3 separate regions of the Homo sapiens genome follow, and all the other regions are linked to region 2. Evidence: chromatin loops called from intact Hi-C (ENCODE). Cell type or tissue: PC-9. All regions are shown on one strand.

Evidence for each region. A loop is a pair of places that touch in the nucleus more often than their neighbours do. Peaks named below come from ENCODE experiments on the same cell type or tissue, not always from the same donor. Only the 100,000 strongest peaks of a DNase experiment are listed, where the experiment ranks them.
Region 1: a loop joins it to region 2, with 10 times the contacts of the local background. A loop is called at or near these places in 3 of 110 quality-filtered maps.
Region 3: a loop joins it to region 2, with 7 times the contacts of the local background. A loop is called at or near these places in 2 of 110 quality-filtered maps.

What each region holds. Positions count from the first base shown.
Region 1 is chr2:217,383,544-217,391,543 of GRCh38, reverse strand. The region is part of intron 8 of DIRC3 (disrupted in renal carcinoma 3); the gene reads left to right. Among named protein-coding and RNA genes, the nearest start is that of DIRC3-AS1, 100 kb to the right of the region's middle. RefSeq lists an enhancer at 3,134-3,303. In PC-9, no CTCF peak of the experiment used is centred here; a DNase peak (open chromatin) is centred at 3,303; H3K27ac peaks cover 2,111 bases.
Region 2 is chr2:217,328,590-217,336,589 of GRCh38, reverse strand. It overlaps DIRC3-AS1 (DIRC3 antisense RNA 1), which reads right to left. Exons shown (of 6, transcript NR_133642.1): 5 at 9-632. The region is part of intron 8 of DIRC3 (disrupted in renal carcinoma 3); the gene reads left to right. Among named protein-coding and RNA genes, the nearest start is that of DIRC3-AS1, 50 kb to the right of the region's middle. RefSeq lists enhancers at 1,514-2,226, 4,610-4,904. In PC-9, no CTCF peak of the experiment used is centred here; DNase peaks (open chromatin) are centred at 759, 1,069 and 4,879; H3K27ac peaks cover 4,646 bases.
Region 3 is chr2:217,447,303-217,455,302 of GRCh38, reverse strand. The region is part of intron 3 of DIRC3 (disrupted in renal carcinoma 3); the gene reads left to right. Among named protein-coding and RNA genes, the nearest start is that of DIRC3-AS1, 170 kb to the right of the region's middle. In PC-9, no CTCF peak of the experiment used is centred here; a DNase peak (open chromatin) is centred at 3,472; H3K27ac peaks cover 1,376 bases.

The sequences.
Region 1 (8,000 bases), 55 kb before region 2:
GCCCCTGCCCTAGAGATTTGTGGAACTTTGAACTTGAGAGAGATGATTTAGGGTATCTTGTGGAAGAAATTGCTAAGCAACAAAGCATTCAAGATGTGACTTGGATGCTGTTAAAGGCATTCAGTTTCATAAGAGAAGCAGAGCATAAAAGTTTGGAAAATTTTCAGCCTGACTATGTGACAGAAAAGAAAAACCCATTTTCTGGAGAGAAACTCAAGCTGGCTGCGTAAATTTACATAAGTAACGAGGAGCTGAATGTTATTCCCAAAGACAATAGGGAAAATGTCTCCAGGGCCTGTCAGAGGTCTTCACTGCAGCCCCTCCCATTATAGGCCTGGAGGCCTAGGAGAAAGTGGTTTAGTGGGCTGGGTCCAAGGTCTCCCTGCTGTGTGCAGCCTAGGGACTTGGTGCCCTGAATCCCAGCAGCTCTAGCCATGGCTGAAAGGGCCAATGTACAGCTCGGGCCATGGCTTAAGAGGGTGCAAGCCCCAAGCCTTGGCAGCTTCCATGTGGTATTGAGCCTGAGAGTGCACAGAAGTCAAGAATTGGGGTTTGGAAACCTCCAGCTAGATTTCAGAGGATGTATAGAAATGCATGGATGCCCAGGCAGAAGTTTGCTGCAGGGGTGGGGCCCTCATGGAGAACCTCTGCTAGGACATTACGGAAGGGAAATGTGAGGTTGGAGCCCCCACACAGAGTCCCTACTGTGGTACTGCCTAGTGGAGCTGTGAGAAGACGGCCACCATCCTCTGGACCTCAGAATGGTAGATCTACTGACAGCTTGCACTGTGTGCCTGGAAAAGCCACAGACACTCAACACCAGCCTGTGAAAGCAGCCAGGAGCAGGGCTAAATCCTGCAAAGTCACAGACATAAAGCGCCCAAGACCATAGGAACCCACCTCTTGCATCAGCCTGACCTGGATGTGAGACATGGAGTCAAAGGAGGGATTTTGGACTTGCATGGGGCCTGTAGTCCCTTTGTTTTGGTCAAATTCTCCCATTTGGAATGGCTGTATTTACCCAATACCTGTGCCCCCATTGCATCTAGGAAGTCACTAACTTGCTTTTGATTTTACAGGTTCATAGGCAGAAGGGACTTGCTTTGTCTCAGGTGAGACGTTGGACTGTGGACTTTTGAGTTAATGCTGAAATGAGTTAAGACCTTGGGGGGACTGTTGGGAAGGCATGATTGGTTTTGAAATGTGAAGAAATAAGATTTGGGTGGGGCTGGGGAGGAATAATATGGTTTGACTGTGTCCCACCCAAATCTCATCTTGAATTCCCACGTGTTGTGGGAGGAACCCAGTGGGAGGTAATTGAATCATGGGCACAGGTCTTTCCTGTGCTATTCTTGTGATAGTGAATAAGTCTTATGAGATCTGGTGGTTCTATAAGGGGGAGCATCCCTGCACAAGTTCTCTCTCTTGCCACTGCCATGGGAGATGTGCCTTTCACCTTCTACCATGATTGTGAGGCCTCCCCAGCCATGTGGAACTGTAAGTCTGGCAAACCTCTTTCTTTTGTAAATTGCCCAGTCTTGGGTATATCTTTATCAGCAGTGTGAAAATGGACTAATACACATGAAGTATGTAAAATAGTCAAATTCCTAGAATAAAAGAATGGAATAGTGGTTACCAGGGGCTGGGACAGGGGAAGTGGGGAATTACTGGTCAGCTGGCATAAAGTTTCAGTTAAGCATGATGAGTAAGTTCAAGAGATCTGCTGTACAAAATGGTTGTCAATAATACTGTATTGCCCACTTAGAAATGTGTTAAGCAGTTAGATTCCCATGTTAAATTTTCTTAACACAATAAAATAAAATTAAAAATTAAAAGGACTTGCCACTGCTTCCGAGAAGTGTTCCTGGAAATCCCCAGCTTGGGGTCTTTTCAGGTCTCTCCAACCACTCTGGTATCTCTAGTAAGCTTTGCCTGTCTTCATCATTTCCTTTATTATATTTTAATTAAATATTCCATTTAAGTATCTGAGTTCATCACTAATATGTAAGCTAAAGACTATGTTTTATCTGCTACTTTATACCTGGTATTCAACACACAGTATGCATTCCATAATGTTTGCTGAATTGAGAGAGGCTTTTTGTATTGATTATGAGGATGGTGAAGATGATTATGGTGAACGTGCAATCTAATTTGTAGCTATGAATTTTGATCACAATAGAAAGGTAACAGCTTGTTTTGCCTTCAGGGCTTTAAAAATGTTACGTGAATATGAATATGAAAAAAACAACATAAAATATGTGTAATAATAGCAAATGTATACATGTATCTGTGTATATATATATATATATAAGACTGGAATGATACCTTTTAAACAAAGAATACCAAAGATCAGTAATAAGTGATAATATTGAACCTTCCTCCAAGCTTTCAATAAGAAAGCTTGGAGCATCCTTTCAATAAGAGCCTTCAGTTGCCGTGACTGTGGGGTTGGTATTATCTCCACCAATACAACATTGAGTTTTTTAAAGCAATAATAAAAACTTGATTCCATTGTAGTTAGTTGTAGGGACTTGCTACAAAGAGGATTTGCCAGTATTGGCCTGCAAGCCACCGTGCCGATTTCTGGAAAGAAGAATGATGACAGATTCAGGGATTAATAATGGCTGTAAGCCTTTCTTCCTCTGCATTCATGATCTAAGGAGGTCCACACCTCAGTTTCTTGTTTCCCCAAATAGGGATAATACTAGTTTTGACTTATATTTTCAAAAGATTTTGCTAGAAAACCAGAAAAATAACTGTGTAGTGAATGTAAATGACCACCAAGCCCAGCACCCCAGCACACAGAAGTTGCTTAATTAAGGCTCTGGCAGCCGGGTGTGGTGGCTCATGCCTGTAATCACAGCACTTTGGGAGGCTGAGGCAGGCGGATTGCCTGAGCTCAGGAGTTTGAAACCACCCTGGGCAACATGGTGAAACTTCTCTACTAAAATACAAAAAAAAATTAAAAATAAAAATAAAAATTAGCCAGGCATGGTGGCATGCACCTGTAATCCCAGCTACTTGGGAGGCTGAGGTGGGGGAATCACTGAACCTGGGAGGTGGAGGTTACAGTGAGCCAAGATCTTGCTACTGCACTACAGCTTGGGTGACAGAGTGACACTCCGTCTAAAAAGAAAAAAAAAAAAAGGCTCTGGCTAATGTGTTAGAAATCCAAGTCAAGAAGAGGGAACTCTTTGATGTCCCAGTCCAGACTGACTGGTAGAAGCCTTCTCAACTGGCAAATACCCTTGTCATTTCTCCTGGCAGGCTTCCCCATGTTATTTGTTTGCAGTGACATGACCCGCTGGTGCCCGGAGACAGGGCAGGGCAGAGAAAGCTTTGGAATCCACAGAGCTCATCGCCTTCCCTCACCCCAGCAAAGCTTTGTCCTCCAGCCCTGTCTCTGGGGCCCTGGGATCAGATTGCTTGCTTTCAGGTGCCAGAGAGACACTTTTCTGTTTGCTCTCCCACCCAGACTGCCCTCAGTTTGTCCTTCCCCCAGGTGGGGATGGCAAGTGACAGAGGCTGTTATGAAATGAATTGCTCTCCTTCCTCCCCTGCCTTTCTTTCCTCTGCCCCCTCAAACCACAAGAATATTTTGGCTTTTTTCCATCACTTAGGGTTTGTATTGTAGATTTGAGTCTGTTCTTGTTCATTGTAAATAGCCCAGAAGTTAGGTTGGGAGTGCAGTCTTTAAAGGTAGGCTACTCTTGGGGACACGAGGGAATGCATGGAGCTGCCTGCACTGGTGATGATGACTTCCTTTGATCCTAGCCCATGCAGCTTGTGGTGCCCTAGTGTTTCCATCCTGCTCCAGGTGGCCTTGTCACTGGCTTATTTTCCACTTGCCTCAGGTATAAAATATTATCTCTTTGAGTACCTTCCATGCCCCCAACAGCTGGCAGAGATTCCTGGTCTTGCTCTCTACCTCTCTGGCCTATGCCCCAATGACATGACCCACTGGTGCCTGCAAGATATTTTCCTGAGGATATTTTCTTTTAGAAGAGAACACCTATTGTTCTTAAAGATGGCAGAACTTCTATGTGACTGAGTAACTTCTGTGTTGCAAGTTAACAGAATTAATAGAAAGCCAGGTCAAACTGGCTTAAGAAAAAACAAAAACAAACAAACAAAAAAACTGGTAGCCACTTCTTCATATAACTGAGAAGCCCAAGAGTGTAGATTAATGCGAGGGTTCAGAAATGCAATACCCAAGATGGAGGCTGCCTGCTGCTCAAGTTGCCAGATTTAGCAAATAAAAACAGAGCATACCCAGTGAAATTCACATTTCATATAAATAATGAACAACTTTTTTGTAGTATAAACATGTCCCTGTACTGCTTTCTCTATTTTATTGGACAACTCTACCTGCTACCATATGTCAGCTCTCTCCTTCCTGTGTTGAGATTACTCTCTGGCAGGCTCTGGGCATGAGGTGACAGAATGGTATCCCTAGACATACATTTCAAGGCTTAGGAACCATTGAAGAAGAGCCTCTCTTTCCCAAGAGTTCCATCAAAAATCCTAAGGTTGTATCTCATTGATCCAGCTTGGGTCCTGTGGCCACCTTGGAAGCAAACACTCTGTCCAAGGAGATGAAATGCAAGGTAGGTCTGCACCATACATCTACCTCTACAAATAGGGCGTAGATTTAGCCCCATCCAAACCACTTGAATGAAGACTGGGGAGGAGTGTTTCCCAAAGGAAACCCAGAGTGATGTTACTGGGAGAAGACAGATGGATGCTAGTCAGACATTGACTCTATGGTTAAATGGTAAATATCCTCTTAGGGCCAGGCCCCCTGGAACAATTCACATCACGCATTGGCTGCTTAGCAGCTGATGTGGGTCACATCCCATGGTTTTGGTCCCAGAGGGTGATTTTGGACAATGGATGGCAATTTAGTTAGCACCTGAATTAACAGTAAAGATAGTAAAAACAAAACAAACAAACAAAATTATCTAGTACCTTTTCTGTGTGAACTGCGATACCCAGTATGAGTCCTACACAAAGATAGGAAAGAAGACATGGCTGATGTCCAGAACTAACATTCTAGTGAGAGGCATCACATTGTGCCTTGTTATAGAGTCTCATGATACTTTCCTTATTTTTACCTCTAAGTAATTATGAATCTACAAAGGAAGAATAAATTAATCCCAGGTAAGGCTTATGAAGGAGACGCATTTGGGCTGGACCTTACAGAAAGAGTTTAGATAGGCAGCTATAGAGGGAAGAAAGAGAAAAATTCCAAACAGAGGAACTAGAATAAGCAAACCTGTTGACTTCAGGCTGCTGCCACCCACACTGGGCAGCATTGCCTTTCAGAGAGATGCATCTTGATATGGACACTTGACTTTACCGGGGGCCAGAGAAACACTAGAGAATGCCAGGAAAATAAATAATCTGATACTCTGAACGCTCCTTCAAATGCTTGTTCAGAGTGAATTTGTAGAGAAAGCTGAGTGATATAGGAGAAAAAGAAAAGGAGAAAGACCCTTGGGTGGGACACTCAGTCCGTTTTCTATTGTCCTTGGTAATTCCTGGCCCCAAATTTGCCTACTGCATTCAAGAATCAAAAGACCTTGAGTCAAATGGACTCATCTTCCTTGGTTATCAAATATCCGGGGTTAGTTAAGCTTAACCTTTGGGGGAAGGAGGGTCTCACCTCCTTGTCCCTAAGTGACTTCATTTTCCCTCTAAGCATTTATAGTACTCTTCCTAAGAGTCATTCTGGTAGGTTCTATTTTTTCCATCTCACATTGCCAGAATATTTTCTTTCACTGGTGCATTTAGCAGGATGGCTGGCCTTTTCCTCCAACTCGGACACCACTCCAAAGGGTTCAAGCTGGAAAAATGCTTTGCCCCTCTTCTCCGTGGCTCCCTGAGTGTTTTTCAGAGGAGATATGAGCATATGTCATTAGAACACATAGTCAAATACCACATAGAGTGTGAGGCTTTCTCCAGAATGGTGCTTTTTTGGGGTCTTTTTTTTCTTAAGCACAAACTCCCCTGTATTGCAGTAAGGATCCCGTAATGAAATGAACTGGAATATGTGGTTCTAGAAAAAAAAAAGATGGGAATGGAGAAAAAAACTATCTAGAAAAAAAAAATAGCAAGCTTGACCCATTGAAGGGAAAAGTTATACTCTTGAGTCAAGAATTAGGAATTGAATTAAACTAAAGAAAAAAACAATAGAGTAATAGATCTAAATGGTATTATATTATATTCCTGTTTCCAGGAGAAATCTCACCTACACTCCTTTTGGAAAACTGGGTTATATTGTCTTCTGTAGAGAAAATGGGCAAAACTTCACTTTATTTTATGGTTCAGTCATCAAGTCAGTTTTTGTGAATAAACTCAAGGTTCCTCCTCCCTTGCCACCAGCCCCATCCTCCCAAGGTGCCTGTGTGATTGTGCCTGCCCTTCCACTTCACACAGCATCATTCCTCTTGTCCTAGGCTCTTCTCCTCCAGGGTGAGTTTGTCCTTTCCATTTCTCAGATACTACGAGCCAGAGACAATAGCTCAGCCTAAAATTTGCCTTTTATTTGTTCTTATTCTCCCCATCTCTACAGAAAGGTGTTATTTTCCTAATTTTTTTAAATCCTCATGGAGAAACCCTAAATGTGTATTGTTAAACATGTCTGAAAAGCTACATCCTGACTTATTCCAATATATGACATTCTGGAAAAAGATCAATGGTTGCCAGAGGCTGGTGGGAGGGAGGGATGAATAGTTAGAGCACAGAGGATTTTTAGGGCAGTGAAACTATTCTGCATGCTATTGTAATGGTAGATACATCACATCATACCTTTATCAAAACCCATAGAACTGCACAATAAAGTGAAGTCTAATGTAATCTATGGACATTAGCTAATAATAATGTATCAATATTAGTACATCAGTTGTAACAAATGTATCGATCTCACTAATGCAAAGATGTTAAAAATAGGGTAAACTGTATGTGTGTGGAAGGGAGGGAGTATATGGGAACTCTCTGTACTTTCTGCTCAACTTCTATGTAAACTTATAACTACTCAAAAAATAAAGTTTATTAACTTAAAAAAGTTCTTTTACCCCAAGTATTTTTTTTTTATTTACTGTTTCCTCTATCTCTGATTCTCCCTTAAGGAAAGTTTGAGTTGAAAGTGACTTAAATTTGCCAAGGACCAAATTTAGAACTACAAATACCAAATTTAGAACTCCAAATATGTCCTCAGCTTTTCAATATATTTTGTTAAAACAAAACACAAATTTATTGTTTTTGTGCTAATCTGAAATAATTGGCACATGTTCATTCAAACACGAAGTTGAGTCTTGGGCAAACTTCAAGTTAACAAGATGTTCTTGTTCCCTTAAATTCTCTTCTCTCATATCATAAGGTCTTGGTCATTCTCTTCCCTGTGCCTTCTCGCTGACCTGAACTGACTCCATAAGAAATTTATCCAATTTGCTGGTGAGCAGGGATCTTGCACATAACTCTAAAAGGGTCTCCTTCTCTTGGCCTTGTTGGGAAGAACTTCACCCCATCCCTCACTGACCCCTCTTGACCATCCTTAGATGCCCCAACTTGGGAATCCACTAAGCGTAACCCAAGAGTGTGACTCATTATCTTAAAAACCTTGGCCATACGTATCTGGGGTGATCCATGAAGACTCTCCAGATATTTATTTAATGAGAGAAGCAAACCCAAACATAGAGCTATGTGGTTAAAAAAGAATTTTAAACAAAGTCCTTGAGCAGTGTTTGACCCCTGTCTTCTATAAACAGCCTCCCTCCCAACCCCCGTCATCCTGCTGGTTATTCCAGGGGGTCAGGGTTATCTGTCTTGAGACACTGAAATCACATAATACTGCACTTCCTCAAGGCACAGAAACAGTCGTGGACCTCAGGGAGTGGAGGGTCACAGGGAAATCTCATGGCAGGACTGTTGCAGGAGTCAGAATATTTTCCCACTTTCAGCCCCAAAGGTAGGCTTCGGGGCAGAGAAGTAGCAAAGGA
Region 2 (8,000 bases):
TCCTCTACCTCATCAAACTTCTCGGAAAGCTCAAATGGAGAGGGATGGTGAGCAGTGGCTGAGGAGTAGCAGCTCCCAGGAAGAGCACTCTTGGTGTTGCGATCTTTGAATGACGTCTTGGGCTCCATGGCGCAGCTGGACAGACAGATGTGTACAGATGGACGGCCGCAGCGGTGCAGCTGCAATGCCCAGCGGAAGCAGCAATGTTCAGCACTTCAGAAGTAGCACTGCCTTACCTGGGTGGCACTGGTGGCCTCTGGGGCGAAGCCGCTGGGCCTCCTGCAACAGTGATAAAGTCTCCAGCAACCTGTGGGGAAAGGCCTTGCAGAAGACACTCTGGAAACAGAACAATTCAGGAGGCCGGCCAGCAGTGAGAGGTCCCGCATCCACTGAGGTGAACAACAGTGCCGTGGGATGTAAGTTGTTTCAAGTATCAGATCCACAGACATTATGTACTGAGCCACACCACTTTTGGACTCTAGAAAATATATAATACATCTAGTATTGTGGGTTTCTTCCCTTTGTCCTTGAGACAGGTAGAGTGATTCTGAAGCAGCTGAAATCGCCCACCATCTTCACTTGTTCATAGGGCCAATCTTGCTTGAGAGAATTTTGTTCATTATTTCCATTGCCTATCAAGCACATGGCAAAAAACACGTATTTAGAAATGTTAAGTGATTTATACTAAGCAAGGAGGCAAGTGTATACTCTGAGTGTCACTTCACATTGAGCTTTGTTTTGAGTTTCTAACCTTCAGTGCAAAGATGACCTCAGTGACAACACTGTGACTCACGTTCACTCCTGTACTAAAGAAGTTGCCCTGTGGCCTCTAGTTGTTACAGTGTTCCTGAATGGCTTTAGAAAAAGTTAATGACTACCTAATGTCATTAAAATTAATGATCATACTATCAATAAAGTAATTATCAATGTCATTAAAATAAATAACAAAGGCCATGGCAGACTCAGCCATAGCATCTGAGCATTCACATACCTTTTACCCAGGTAGACCAGTGCAATTTTATTCAAATACAATGATGTGTCATGTGGTTGTTATGAATGCAGTTGATTAGATATTTCTGGCTTTCTGCCTTCTGGGTTCACGGTGGGACTGCATTTCTTGCTCGCCTTCTTCAGACTGAGCTGGTACCAGATAACTAGTGTTGGCCAATGAGTTGTGAGTAAAAGTGATGCGTGTTACTACCATACTATCATATTAAATTGCTGGTACAAAACCATTCAAAGATCTCTTTCCTTTTGCCGATAATGACCAGGCAGGGACTGCCTCATTGGGCTAGATCCTTCAGTGAGGGTGATACAGCACAAAACCTACAGCCAAGCCACAAGGGATGTATAGTACAAGTGAGAAATAAATCTTTGTTTTAGGCCACTGATATTTGGGAGGACAGGACTGTCACCGAAGCACAACCTCCCTCGTACTGAATGATGCATGCTAGGAATTACAACCCAGCCACCTCTCTCCTTTCAGTGAAAGCCCCAGAACAGCTCCAAATTCTGTAAAGCAGAATTCAGAATCTTTTATTTTTCACTCTTGCATCTACATCTAATTTCCACTGACCACACTGTACTTGCCTAGATCTTAGGGTCTGGGAAATTTTCCATTCTCAGTTTGTATCTACCCTACATATCCACATGTAAGGGAACATGTGTTTAAAGATGACAGAGACCCTGGAGCACATTCAGACCACTGGTGTTAGGAACCTTGCATTATACCTCCATTTGCATAATGATACCTTGCTAGGACACAGTGACTTCTGTTTACTTCACATAGATTATCTCATTCAATGGGCTGATAGTTTTAATCTGACTGGTTTGGTTTTCATTACAAAGGGAAAGATCACAAAGCCATTTGGTGTAAAAAGGCAGAATCCTTCCAGATCTTTTGTTCCCTCCACATGGTTCCAAGCCCATGCTTAAATGCAGGGTGGAGTAATGATACCAGACACTGCAACCCAGAGCCCCAGCAAGGGATCACTATGTTGTAGTATTTGGAAATCACTGGTGATATACACTCATCCCAAACCTGACCCCAACCTCCTCCTTCTAACCAGGTAGGTAGTCCAATTTAATCTCTCATAACATTCATGATCAAAATGAAAATGTATATACTTTTGTCCCTAAGCTAAAGAGCTCACTTAAGAGATTCATAATACAGGCCGGGTGTGGTGGCTCACGCCTGTAATCCCAGCAATTTGGGATGCCGAGGCAGGCAGATCACCTGAGGTCAGGAGTTTGAGAACAGCCTGGCCAACATGGTGAAACCTCGTCTCTACTAAACATACAAAAATTAGCTGGGCATGGTGGTGGCGCATGCCTGTAATCCCAGCTACTTGGGAGGCTGAGATAGGAGAATCGCTTGAACCTGGGAGGCAGAATTTGCAGGGAGCTGAGGTAGCACCACTGCACTCTAGCCTGGGCAACATAGCAAGATTCTGTCTCAAAAAAAAAAAAAAAAAAAAAAAAAAAAGAGAGAGAGAGATTCATGATATATAGTCCTAGAATTTGGAATTAATCTGATTGAACAGTTTCCAAATACTGATCCACATGCTGCAAGTGCAATTTCTTCTTTCTTTTGCATTCTTCCTTGCTTCCTCCCTCTGTTCTCCAGTAACTATTCACCTCTTCCCTTTCTTGCCTTGCTTCTTCTCTTCATTCCTGTCATTCATATTATGGAATATAGTTTTCTGGGCCACAGCATGATTTGAAACATGGGAGGGTGATCCACTTGCCCACCTAGCACAGTGTCTCTTTCACAGGATTCTTTTTACAAACAATTATTTGGCCTTTGTTTGAAGAGTCCAGTGCTCCTAGGTTTTTAAAGGAGCCCATTCTACTTGATATTTTTAGTAGTTACATAGTTTTCCAGTTTTTAATATTAACAAATTGGCAAAAGCAAGCAGGCTATTCTGTGTGAGACTCATCTGCCAAGTAACCTCAGTATGTCACTTTCCAGGAGCAAATAGTTCATGCATCTCCCACTCCCAAGTAATGATTCTCTGATTTTAAAAACCACAAGGGCTCAATGTCTGAGACTACTGCTAAGGGTTTTAGTATGCATTTTGCATTTCAATAAACTAATAGGAAGTAGGCTCCAAATTGGATGTGGTATGCAAGAGAGGGCAAGTTTTGAAGTTCTAAGAGCAAGACAGTTGGCAGCTGTTCTCTGAAGTTCTCTGCTTCATCTCAGAAAGGGCTTTTGGATGGCCTGTGACCATACAATTCCACCAGATGATCTGCTCACTGGCCTGCAAACAACCTGGCCTCTCCATCCTCAATATTTAGCTCCTGCTATTCCCTGTGCCTACAACTTTCCAGAACTTTTCCTGTATTATTCATCTGGGCTTCCGCCTTATATTAGAATTGTCAGGCCTCTGAGCCCAAGCCTGCACGTATGCATCCAAATGGCCTGAGGCAATCGAAAACAACAAAAGAAGTGAAACAGCCAGCTCCTGTCTTAACTGATTGACCAACCTTAAGACATTCCATTATGACTTGTTCCTGCCCTGCCCCAACTGATCAATCGATCGACCTCATGACATTCTTCTTCTGGACAATGAGTCTTTTATGATCTCCGCACCATGTGCCTTGTGACCCCCCTCCTCCGCCAGCAATAGATAACCACCTTTTACTGTAATTTTCCATTACCCACCCAACTCCTATAAAGCAATCCCTTCCCCACTCCTTCACGGACTCTCTTTTCGGACTCAGCCCACTTGCACCCGAGTGAAATAAACAGCCTTGTTGCTCACACAAAGCCTGTTGGTGGTCTCTTCACATGGATGTGCTTGACAAGAATATCAATATTTTTGCCTTCACTTCCTGCTCAACTTCATAGCAATACTAAATTGTTATCAATATGAAAGCAAGAACTACATGTGACTTATTTTTTAAAAATCTTCATCCAATTTCCAACACAGTGCCTTGGGTTCAAAATGGGCTTTCAGGGCGGGGCACGGTGTCTCATGTCTGTAATCCTGGCACTTTGGGAGGCTGAGGTGAGAAGATCTCTTGAGGCCAGGAGTTTGAGACCCACCTGGGCAACATAGCAAGACCCTGTCTCTACAAATAATTTTTTAAAAAAATACCCACACACCTGTAGTTTTATATACTTGGGAGCCTGAGAAAGGAGGATTGATTGAGCCCAGGAGTTGGAGGCTGCAGTGAGCTATGATCACATCACTGAATTCCAGCCTGGGTAACAGAGCAAGTCCCTGTCTCTTAAAATAAAAATAAATGGGCTTGCAGTACCAGAAAAAAAAGGGCCATTACAGTTTGTGACCTAATTCATTCAAAGGGGAGGTCACTCACAATAGGAATTTCACACAAAAGAAGGAAGCACCCCATCACACATTGTAATTGAAAACTGTGGCTCAAGAATCAGCTGGACAGTTTGCCCTTCTAAAGCAGAAATGTTTAGGCAAAGAGGACAAGCTGATTAAAGAGGCAAAGAGGACAAGCTGACTGAAGAGGCAAAGAGGACAAGCTGATTGAAGAGGCAAAGAGGACTGCTGAGGAGTGATGGAGGAGGAAGATATGTAGGAACTTCCCTGAAGCCCTTATGTCACTGACTTGCCAATAAATTGGTTTAAACAACAATAACAACAACAACAAAAGCAACATGTCCAGGCCTAAATCTGATCCTTCCCTCAGACAGACAGTCACAGCAGCATGTAGGCTGGGAGGCCCATTCTGTGCCCTCTGGTATGACCTTAGAGGGCAGGATCAGCAATGAAATCCTGGCTAGAGGAAACAAAGACCATGTGTAAACAGTTCACCTCCACTCCTGAACTACAACACTGTTTGACATAGTTTAAGAGTGACGTTGACCTTCTTCTGCTGGCTCTGGAGCTAGCCAGGAAAAACAGCAAGAAAGGAATGAGAGGAATGAGAGTTAGCAGGTTACTGGTCTGCAAGATGTCCTCAGGGGGGTTTGGGGTTGGTGCAATGGTGAGGGCAGCCAGGGAAGTTCCTAGGCCTATTGTCTTCTGCCAGTGCCCCTGCTAATCGCTGAGAAAACTCCCCTGAGCCACATGCAACGATGAAGTAGGTAACAAATCATCCACATCTCTGCATAAGGCAGTTTTGCCACTGAAGGTGTTATTTTTTTACAGTTGTCTAGTTTAATATCTCTTTGGTAATGACGGATGTGCAAGGAGTGGCAGGAAACTTTACCTAATGGTGGCAGGACAGGGTGAGTGTGTGTGTGTGTGTGTGTGTGTGTGTGTGTACATATCCACCACCCCCAACACATGGGCCCCTCGAGAGCTTCCTCACCTCTCATTCTCCTTTTCAGAAAGTTCTAGACCTGTGAATAGCACATTATGCTATGTTGCTTTATTGTATCACTGTCTATAATGACATAATTCACATACTAGCTAAATCTTTTAGTAATTCAGGATAAGCCTTTTTCTCCCTAAATAGTTGTTAACATCTGGAAGGCTTTACAGCCTTTTCCAGATCTTTTGTGCCCTTTCATGCATGGCATAGTTCTGGGCATATGGGGACTACTCAGCGGATATTTGTGAATAGGCTCATTAAGCAACTTTATTACCTGATATTGATAGAATTCTATAATTTTCACTACACTATGACGTTGAAATGAATCCTAAGGGCTTATAGCCAAATCGGGAGAGACTGTGCACAGCAGTCCACTTCTTATGGCATTCTGTGTGTGCGTATAAGTGGACACACCAGGCCGCGCTGTTGAGTAGATGCGCAGGGGTGGCTGGATGGACTGCCTGGTGACTTTTTCCTTAAGCACTCAACCGAATTGTCTAACTCCTAAGTGGGTGATGAGGCAGGAGAACAGTGTCTGGAGGCAGGGAACCTAAGGCTGTTTCACGCTGACTTCCTAGAACTAACTTGAAAACCCTAACTTTCCACGCCTAAGTAACAAAAGGACCAGAGGCTACTCCCTTTGACCTTTTCTGCCGGGCAGATGAGAAATTGGCTGTCCACCACAAATCAGACTGATTGCAGGTCTAGTCTTTTTTCGCATAGAAATATAACTTTGTAACTTCACCTTAGCCTCTGATTGGTTGTTTTTTGCAACCAATCGGATGTTTGCACAGGAGTGTGACCTTTGTAACTTCATTTCAGTCTCTGGTTGGCTGCTTTCTGCAGCCAATCAGAGTGATTGCCGGCTACCGCTTCATTTACTTCAGGTGAGCATGAAGTGGCCAATGGGAAACTTCTAGGGGGTATTTGGACCCAAGAAGATTTCTGTGTCTGGGCCCTTGAGCCACTGCATGGGTCCGCTTCCACACTGTGGAGTGTACTTTCGTTTTCGATAAATCCCTGCTTTCGTTCTTTTGTTGCTTCATTCTTTCTTTGCTTTGCTGGGCATTTTGTCCAGTTCTTTGTTTAAAATGCCAAGAACCTGGACAAGTTGAAGTCACAACCCTCTACCGGTGACAGTGGCATATGTTTAATGTAAACACAATGTTAATAAGAACTAACATTTATTGAGCACTTATTATGTGCCAGACACATCCCAGGCTCTTTCCATTAATTAAATCCTTGCCACAAACCCTGTTGTTATCCCTGTGTTAGAGAGAAGAAAGGCTGCCCAGCCCCTGACTTCTTGTGAGGTGCATGCCTGTCTTTGAACCCAGGGAGCCTGGATACCGAGCCCCAGCTTTTAATCCCTGAGCTGTTGAAGAAAAATACATTTGTTCATGTTCGTATGTTATCTCTTGATCTGTCTCGAATAGATATGAAAAAAAATTTTTTTTATTTTGTTGTGCTCTCTGACCATAGTGTCAAGCAAGTATAGGGCCAATGTTGGGCACCGGCTTGGGATGTAGAGCTGTTGTTCAGCAGCTTGAATCTATGCACACAGAAAGCATGCTCAGAAAGGAACATATTACCCATTAAAGATGAAATGAGGCTAATGGACTGCTTTTGGGAAAAGATGAAATGTGGTCACAATGAAAGAATAGGGGCATGACCATAATTAATGAAGTAATAATCACTTTTGAGCTTAAATAAGACCTAGTTCTTTGATTACAAGTGCTACCATTTGAAGAGAGCTGGCAGGGCCCCTTGGCCTGTGGTCAATATTAGTAAAACTGTTTCATCTTAATGTTGCAGTTATGCTTGATCAATTTATCTGCCATTTCCAAAGAACTTATGAGGTTTTCTTCTTCCTGTCTTTGTGCTTTCAATTGGTTTTAATCAGAGGCGAGATGCTGATTCAGCTTCTAGTTTGAATTTATTCAGCTGGTGCAAAGATTCCGTGACAGGATTGCATTTACATTTTTATCACTGTCTCTTAAACCTGAATAATTTATCCTGTTCTTGCCAACCCTCCCCCAGTCATCGTACAAAACCAGAAAGGAGTTCTTGCTTTTATAATCAAACTTATTTTGGATGTGCCTGGGTTTTGTCATGGACTTCTGACACCCTCTCTTTTTCATCAGGGCGAAGTTTACAGGAAAGCATTTTCTTTTCTTCCTGCTGATTAATTCAGCTTAGATTTGTCAGAGGTTTATTTGTATGGACTCCTTGTCAAAGCATGTGGATTCTACAACAAATTAACTGGTTATTAAATTAAAGATTTCTGGTTAAGAATCTGTTGTGTACCATGGAGTCTTCTTTCCTGGACAATTTCACTATTTAAATGTGGGAATGATTGTCTTGATATAACCAACAAATTATGTTCATGGAAAGAAATGTTTCCCGTCATACCAATAACTGAGATGTTACTGGTTATATATACATATACATGCTCAGGCATACACTGGTGTATCAGACCTGAATAAAATTATTCCATCTCTTTGTCTGTTAAGAAAAAACAGAAATGAATAAATGCATGTCCATGCACATGCACAGCTATTCAAGTCAAGGCATTTTAGTGTAGGATGTTAGAAATACATGAGTGTTTCCTCGAACTGGAAAAAACCCCACTTAATTTATTATTTTATGAAAAGATTCACCTTGGGGCCCATTAAAGAGCTCCTTTTGTATATTTAAAATAGATT
Region 3 (8,000 bases), 120 kb before region 2:
CAGGGCATCTTGGCAGGGCCATGCCTAACCGGCTGAGCCTCTTTGTAGGGTCTGTCTCGTCAGAATGTGCCCCAAGAATCAGTTCTGAGATTGGCAGCTCCTGTGCCCAATCTGTTTCCTCCCTGCTCCTGCCACCACTATGCAGGCAGTCTTCAAAACTGGACTGTTGTGTCTGAGGCTTCCTCCCTGCACCACCTCCCAAACCCCACCTCCTGTCTCCTATGAAACACTCTTCAGTCCTTGACACCCATGTCAAATATGGCCTTCCCCACAAGGGCTTTCTCATGGGGAAATAAATCCTTGCTTAGAAATGTATAAAGTGAAAAGTAAAATGATTCTCTTTGTACAGCCTCACTCCTCAGAGGAAAACATAGAGTGATTTCTAGTTTTAGACCTTCTGTTGGTTGTCTCCAAAAATGTAAATATCATGTTTTTACCTCCATTAAAAATTGTTTAATAGCATCTTTTAATACTTCAATCACATCTTTTGATAGTATTATAGTTGAGAAATTTATCCTATTACCAGTATTCCCTCCATTAAATGTGTTTATTACATTAAATAATATATTAAAAGCACTATACACTGAAAAATTTAGAAAATATTTTTGTTTTTCCATTATTTCTGAATAAAGTCAGTGTCCAATCACTTCCCTCATTCTTTTCTCTGACCCACTCACCTTCCAGTATTCGTCAAGCATCCCATCCTTTTGAAATTTACAAGTTTATAATATTTACATGCCATTTTGTAACCATAAGGTCTTTTTAACTTTTTGAACATTTATATGAATATTGAAAACCAATAAACAGTATTTGCAAAGTTCTATTTACTCCAAACCTGATAGTGTATTTGGATCTAGAGAGAAAGAATAGAGGTTATATGTTGCCACCTAAAAGAAAATGCTTCAAAGATCAAGATCAAGTAGATGCTCCTTTTAGATTCCATTAATTATTCAGAATTATGCCACAGATTATGACAAAAAGGGGAGGAACATAAATATACAGTCTTGTATTATCACTAAGATGGATAACTCGGGAAGAAGGAATGTATTACATAGAAAAATTACCAGCCCAAAGGCTGGCCACCCAGGCTTGTTCTTCAAGGGGTTGTGGGAAAAGAAATGAGGAAAGGGGAAAAGGAAAAGGAAGACGATGAGTAGGACATGGAATGACAGGTGAGAGCAATCACTTAAGAAAGATCCAAAATATCTAGATTTAATAAAATTTGAAGACTAGGAAACATCTCCCCACCTCTTGGAGAGGCTCACCTGGAAAGCACCAACCTGGCAGTGGCCACATCAAAGTAAAATTGATTGAGTCCCCATTATTTGGAAGAGAAAGAACAAAGGATTTGTTCTCTCAAGCTGTCCTGGGTCCTGGGAGGTATGGACGAGATTTAGACTTGGGGATGGGAAGCTAGTTGAGATGCTAAAAATGAGCTCACTGAGGGCAGTGGGACTGGGTTTCTGGAGCAGGGCTACAGAGGCCTTGTAGGTATGGAATGGTTCACCTGGACTAGAACCACAGGAAGTCCCAGCCAGCTCTCAGCACCATCCATAATGAAAGCAGGAGCCAAGGTGGGCCAGGTCCACCAGCTAGGGCTACTGGGCTGCGGCCAAACCAAAAGAGAAATTAGACAATTGAGTTGCGTCATCCAAGGCCCTCCATAGCCAATGTCAAGAGATTGGCCAGTATAGAACCATCTTCCTAAATGGTCCCACTCTACAGCATTGATCACCAAGAATCCAGAGGGCACCTGTGGATGCAAGGGCCTCTTCTCTCCTCACTGCTTTTAGGACACAAGAAGCCATTCCCCTATGCCCAGAAACCATATTGGGAAAAGAAAGGGTGGGAGAGCAATGAAGTCTGAGAATTCATTGAACATTTTATCTAAAAGCACTGATCTGGGGAGTGTCATATCCATTATAAAAATTTAAAGAAGCACAATTTCTCTGCACATCTGGGTGTATCATGAGTCTCCAACCACAAGAAGTCTGGGCAGTTATTAGATATCATTTTTTGTAGCCATCCAGAGTAGAAATATCTGGCTAACATCCTCTGGCTGAAGAAAGCCTGTGCTGTCCTATAACAAATTTGGGATTATTCACAGTCATGGGAGACAGGTAGAGGCTGGATCATTGAAACTTCCAATAATTCAAAAATCTCATTTTTGCTGAGTGTTGACTATTGACCAAAATTTCCAGTTGCTCAGAGGTTGCCAAATGGACTGATTTGAACTGTATGTCTTTTCATGGCCCCTATCAGAGGAGGGAAGAATCTGTGAAATAATTAAACATGATCTTAGCCCACCCACCCCCCGGTTGCTGGGACTGGGCATGGGGGGAGGAGGTGAGGACAAAAGTTGGGGGATGAGGCAGGGGTGAGTCTGCGTCACTCTAGTAAGGCCCCCAGGGATTTCTCTCAGGGAACCCATGACCTTCTTCAGAGTTCTTTAGTGACGTTCTTCCCAGCGCACCTTGAATAAAATCTAAGCTTCCTTCCGGGCTGCAAGGTTTGCCACACTAGCCTCTGTTCTCCTTTCTGATCTCATTGTGCTACTATCTTCTGCCTCACTAAGCTCTGTTTTAAGTCAGTAGAGTTTTTATACAAATTTTGTTATACAATTCTGAGAATTCTATAACAAAACATTAAGCTCTTTTCTGTCCCTTATAGTCATTACTCTTTTTTTTTTCTCAAAATCCTCTTCAGTCATTTCTTTCCATAGCTATCTCTTTGTCATCCTCAGTTTAAATGTCGTCCTCTCCATTTAAATGTCGTCTCCATGAAATGAAGTTCTTGATCTTCTATGACCTTCTGTGACTCTGCCCCCATGATTAGCTTTCCAAACACCCTGGTTATTAACCTCTTAAGCATGTATCACAAGTTGTGGTGACTTATTTATTTATTGGTTTGCTCCTTTTTCTGTCTCCTGCACTGGAATACAAGTGCAAGCTTCCAAAGGACCATGTCTGTCTTTCTGATCATTGTGTCTGCAGCAACTAGCACAGTGTTGGGCTTGTACTTCCCTCTCAATAGAAAACTGTTGGGTGAATGAAATGGGCAGACATTGTTTAATGCTCTGATCTCAGTTCAGATACATGGTAGTCCAAGGGAGGAAAAGGGACAAATCATCCCTTAAAGTCTGTCAACTGGAAAATGTCCCTCTAGAAGGCTGACTGTCCCTGAGGAGATAGATTAAGTGAGGTTGATCTGGCAAGCTTCCTAGTGGCAGAGAGAGGTTAAAACAAAGGAGAAAAAGAAAAGACAAATGAAATCTGCTCAAAGCAAAACAGATGTTTCACCTCAGATCCACTTTGTTACCATGAGGAATGGGTGGGCTGGTGGGGCAGTGGGGAAACAAGAGTGATTGTTTGCCTAGACTTTGCTTCCTCCTGAGCTGTCCAGTCTCTGGCAGCCTGGGACTCTTTGCTCCCTCCACCTGTTGACCCCTTTGTGCCTCATCAAATGAGTCATGGCCATAGCATTTGTGGAAACTCCTAGCAAGTGGCAGAGGGGAGGGGGCGGGACAGAAACCCAAGAGCTGGCTTCTGGGAGGCTCTGAGGCTGTTTTGACCCCGAGAAGGCAAGTATGGTTGTCTTCCAGGCCGCAGAGGAAAGCATCATGTTTGAATGCTGGCAAGCTGGGTGTCTGAGTGTTAAGACCTCGTGAGAAATAGGAACGAGTTCTATGAGAGGCAAGGAACCTAGGACGCCAGGCTGTGAAGAGGAAGAGAGCTCACTTCCTAACCTCAGGTGCACAGAAACTTCACCAGAGGCAAGGAAGAGTCAAAGGACCTGGTCTTTGGCAAGATGATTGATTACTGGCAGGGAGGGATGTTACTGGGTGCAGTGCTGGAGCAGCTCTCTGACACAGCTGCTCTTATTCAACACACATAGAAGGTACCTACTATGTGCCAGGCCTGGTTCTTATCACTCAAGAATCATCAGTGAGCAAACAGCAAAGTCTAGCCCCCATGGGGCTTCCATTCCAGTGGATTCATGATTTATAGGGGTTCATGGAATTTGATTCTGTGTCCTTGTATTTGGGGTACACTCTAAAGCTGTCCTGTTTGCAGGTTTCTCAAAAATTGTAATCTCAGTTGGAGTAATAGGGGCAGTTGCAGTTAAGATCTTGAGAGAGCAAAACAGAAAAGGCATTAACAGGAGAAATAGCCATTGAAGTCTATTGCAACAGGCTGGCACTAAAGAGCTTCCTGTTGCTAGGATGAGCATGGTTCTTGGAGCACAGAGACCCTCCCCAGGAAAGAAGCAGTTTGCTTGGCTTCTGTGGTATACCTGGCAGACAGTGGGGTAGATTCTTCTGGCTCTCACTCTTACTTCTATCTAGCCCATTGGCAATGTTGCCACCCCAATGCCTCCTCTTTTGAGGTACAGACTTGCAATGCCACCAGCCTCCTTTCCTTCCTAGCTTTGCCATTTGCAGGCCGGTTACTGTCCACTCAGGGCAGGCTGGTATTGGTATCTGTGCTGATGTGTTCTCACCTCTGCTACCTCTTCTATTAATGTTCTAGATGTATCTGTCGGGAAAGGCAGAAGAGGGTGGAGTGGGGATGACTGAGTTTGTGGTTGGCTTGGAACACCCATAATCCCAGCACTTTGGGAGGCCGAGGCAGGAGGATTGCTTGAGGCCAGGAATTGGAGACCAGCCTGGTCAGCATAGCGGGACCTCATCTCTCCCAAAAATAAACTAAAATAAAATAAAAATAAGAGTTTGTGATCTCTAAGGGATGCTAAGAAAGGAACAAAGTCCAGATGAGATTGGTTTCCTCTTTTTCCTCATTGCACTTTAGCAACCCTGTCTCAAGGCCACCTGCAGGTGATTTTGTCTCCCAAAACTTTTCCTCTGATATGGTAACCACTGAATCCCTGCACAGACCACACTGGTCTTCTTTGGCCCTCTCTCCCTTGCTTGCCAGATGCCTCTGAAGTCATCATGTTTTTCTTATCCGCCAAGTGCATTAGCTGAATACCCATCACCCCTAACCAAACTTCACTTCCTTCCTACCTAGCATAGACTCGAGGTTATACCTATTCAGTTGTTATTCTAAGAGAAAATAACACCCTTTTAGCTTAAGCCATTCTTCGTTACTTTTTCTGCTACTTGCAGCCAGATACTTTCTGAACCAATATATCTCATCTCCCTGGTCCATTTGATTTTTGATGTTGCTATGCTGTAGCTGCTTAGAGTTCCCATGTATCTCTTCTTATTATGAACTTCCTATATTTATGAAGCTATCAGAGCTGGAAAATCTTAGAAATCAGCATCCAGTCTCCTAATTTTTATATAGGGAAAGTAAAACCCACAGAGGGAAAGTAATATGGGAGTTAGTGGGACAGCCAGGCCTGGAACCCACAAATCTTGGAAATTAGTCCAGTGTTCAGTGTCAGCCATCTCCCTATTTCCTTGACTTGAAACAATAATAAAGGTTGAGGGTGCAAAGAAAATCTGTGCTTTTGCTTGATGTGGCTGTTGTAGACGTACTGAGCACCCTGTGCCTGAGGCTTTGACCATCTTGTGGGAAGACAGACCCTGAAAATACAGGCAGCGATCTGTCCCAGAGAGTGGAGAGGCCCCAGGCGCTGGCTCACAGAGCTTTTCTCTCCACTCCTGTAAATTACTTTCCTGGAGACAGATTCAGCCTCTGCCCAGCCCCCTATAGCAGTGTTCAGGCGTGAGCTTAGTGGCCGCACTCTTACCGACTCCATGGGCACAAGCCAATTAACTATGAGAGTTGCATGCATGCACACACACACGCACACAGACACACAGACACACACACACACACAGACACACAGACACACACACATAGGAGACATGCTGCTCTCCCGCTGCCCATTTCTTTTTGTCTCTCTCTCTCTCTATCTTGGCCTCTGTTAAGTCCCACTTAAACATTCAATAGCTTACTTTTCTTTCCTCTCTTCTGTCTGTGGGTGTGACATTTTATCCACAGCCCTCACTCCGAACATTGAATATCTTACTAATTTTCTTTTTATAAGCCCCAGTGTTAGAGGCATTTGAACCACAGCAACTCCATCTTAAATAGGAACTGGGTAAAATAAGGCTAAGACCCACTGGGCTGCATTGCCAGAGGGTTAGGCATTCTAAGTCACAGGATATATAGGAGGTCGGCACAAAATACGGGTCATAAATAAATAAATAAAACAGGCTGCAGTAAAGGAGCTGGCTAAAACCCACTAAAATCAATATGGTGACGAGAGTGACCGCTGGTCATCCTCATTGCTACACTCCCACCAGCACCATGACACTTCACAGATGCCATGGCAACGTCAGGAAGTCACCCTATATGGTCTAAAAATGGGAGGCAAGAATAATCCACCTTCTGTTTAGCATATAATCAATAAATAACCATAAAATGGCAGCTAGCAGCCTTCAGGGCTGCTCTGTGTATGGAGTAGCCATTCTTTGATTCTTCTACTTACTTAAACTTGCTTTCCCTTTACTGTATGGACTTGCCCTGAATTCTTTCTTCCTTGAGATCCAGGAACCCTTTCTTGGGGTCTGGATCAGGACCCCTTTCCTGAAACACCAGCGGCAGATTTGGTCATTGAGCGTGCTTCTCCCTTCTGCTGGGGGGGCGCTCCCCCTACCTCTCCCCTGGGCTGCCCCTTGCTGCCATTCTTGTCCCAGCACTGACATCCAGTCCTCCTAGGGGCCTTTGCTCACCTCCTGGCACTGCCAGTCACTCTCTAGCATGCCACTTCCTTCCCTCTTTGGCCTGGATTTTTTTTTTTTTTTTTCAGATGGAATCTAGTTCTGTTGCCAGGCTGGAGTGCAGTGGCGCCATCTCGGCTCATTGCAACCTCTGCCTCCTGGTTTCAAGCGATTCTGCTGCCTCAGCCTCCTGAGTAGCTAGGACTACAGGCGCCCGCCACCATGCCCAGCTAATTTTTGTATTTTTAGTAGAGATGGGGTTTCACCATGTTGGCCAGGATGGTCTCGAACTCCTGACCTTGTGATCCACCATCCTTGGCCTCCCAAAGTGCTGGGATTACAGGCGTGAGCCACCATGCCTGAACTGGCCTGGATATTTTATCTTCTTCAGAGTATTTAGCAGCAACTAAATGATTATGCCGGTTTGTTTACTTGTTTAGTTTCCATTTTTCCTTTTTTAAAAAATTATTATTATTTTTTTAAAGACAGAGTCTCACTCTGTTGCCTAGCTTTAGGCTGGAGTGCAGTGGTGCAATCATAGCTCATGGTAACCTCCAACTCCTGGGCTTAAGCAATCGTCCTGCTTCAGCCTCCTGAGTAGCTGGGATGACAGGTGCAAGCCACCATGCCTGGCTATGTTTTACATTTTTTTTGTAGAAGTCAGGTTTTGCTATGTTGCCCAGGATGGTCTTGAACTCCTGGCCTTAAAATGATCCTCCTGACTTTGCCTCCTAAACTGTTGGGATTACAGGCATGAGCCATGGTGCCTGGCTGCCATTTTTCTTTGTAGAATGCAGACATTTCTTCTAGGACAGAAACATCCATTCTGTTAACATCTTGTGTTGCTTTCCAGTAACAAACCTGTGCCTGGCTTGAGATAGACATTGAAAAATCATTTGTTGAATTTTAAAAGTCCACTGAAGTTGACTGAAGATGAACTTGAAATCATTTGTTGAACTTTAGTGCGCTTTAGATGACTGATGATGGATTTGAAATGAGCCTCCTCCACACCATGGGCCATCTGTGCTGTGGGTATAGGGCAAACAAAAAACAACATGGACAAGCCTCATGCCGGAACTCAGTCCTGGGTGGCCAATACAATGAAGGCCAGTGACGTGTTGACTTTCCTGTACTGCCGTCCTTCCCAGAGTCCTTCCCCTCACACTTGATGTAAATCCAGACTTTCCATCAGGCCTCTTTATATCCATCACAACCTCCCCCCACCCACCGCAGGAGAAAGGAAGATATCTCTAAAGGCTTTACCAGAGGTCCATGCCTTTTCCTGCTGGCTGCTAATCTCACCTTCTCC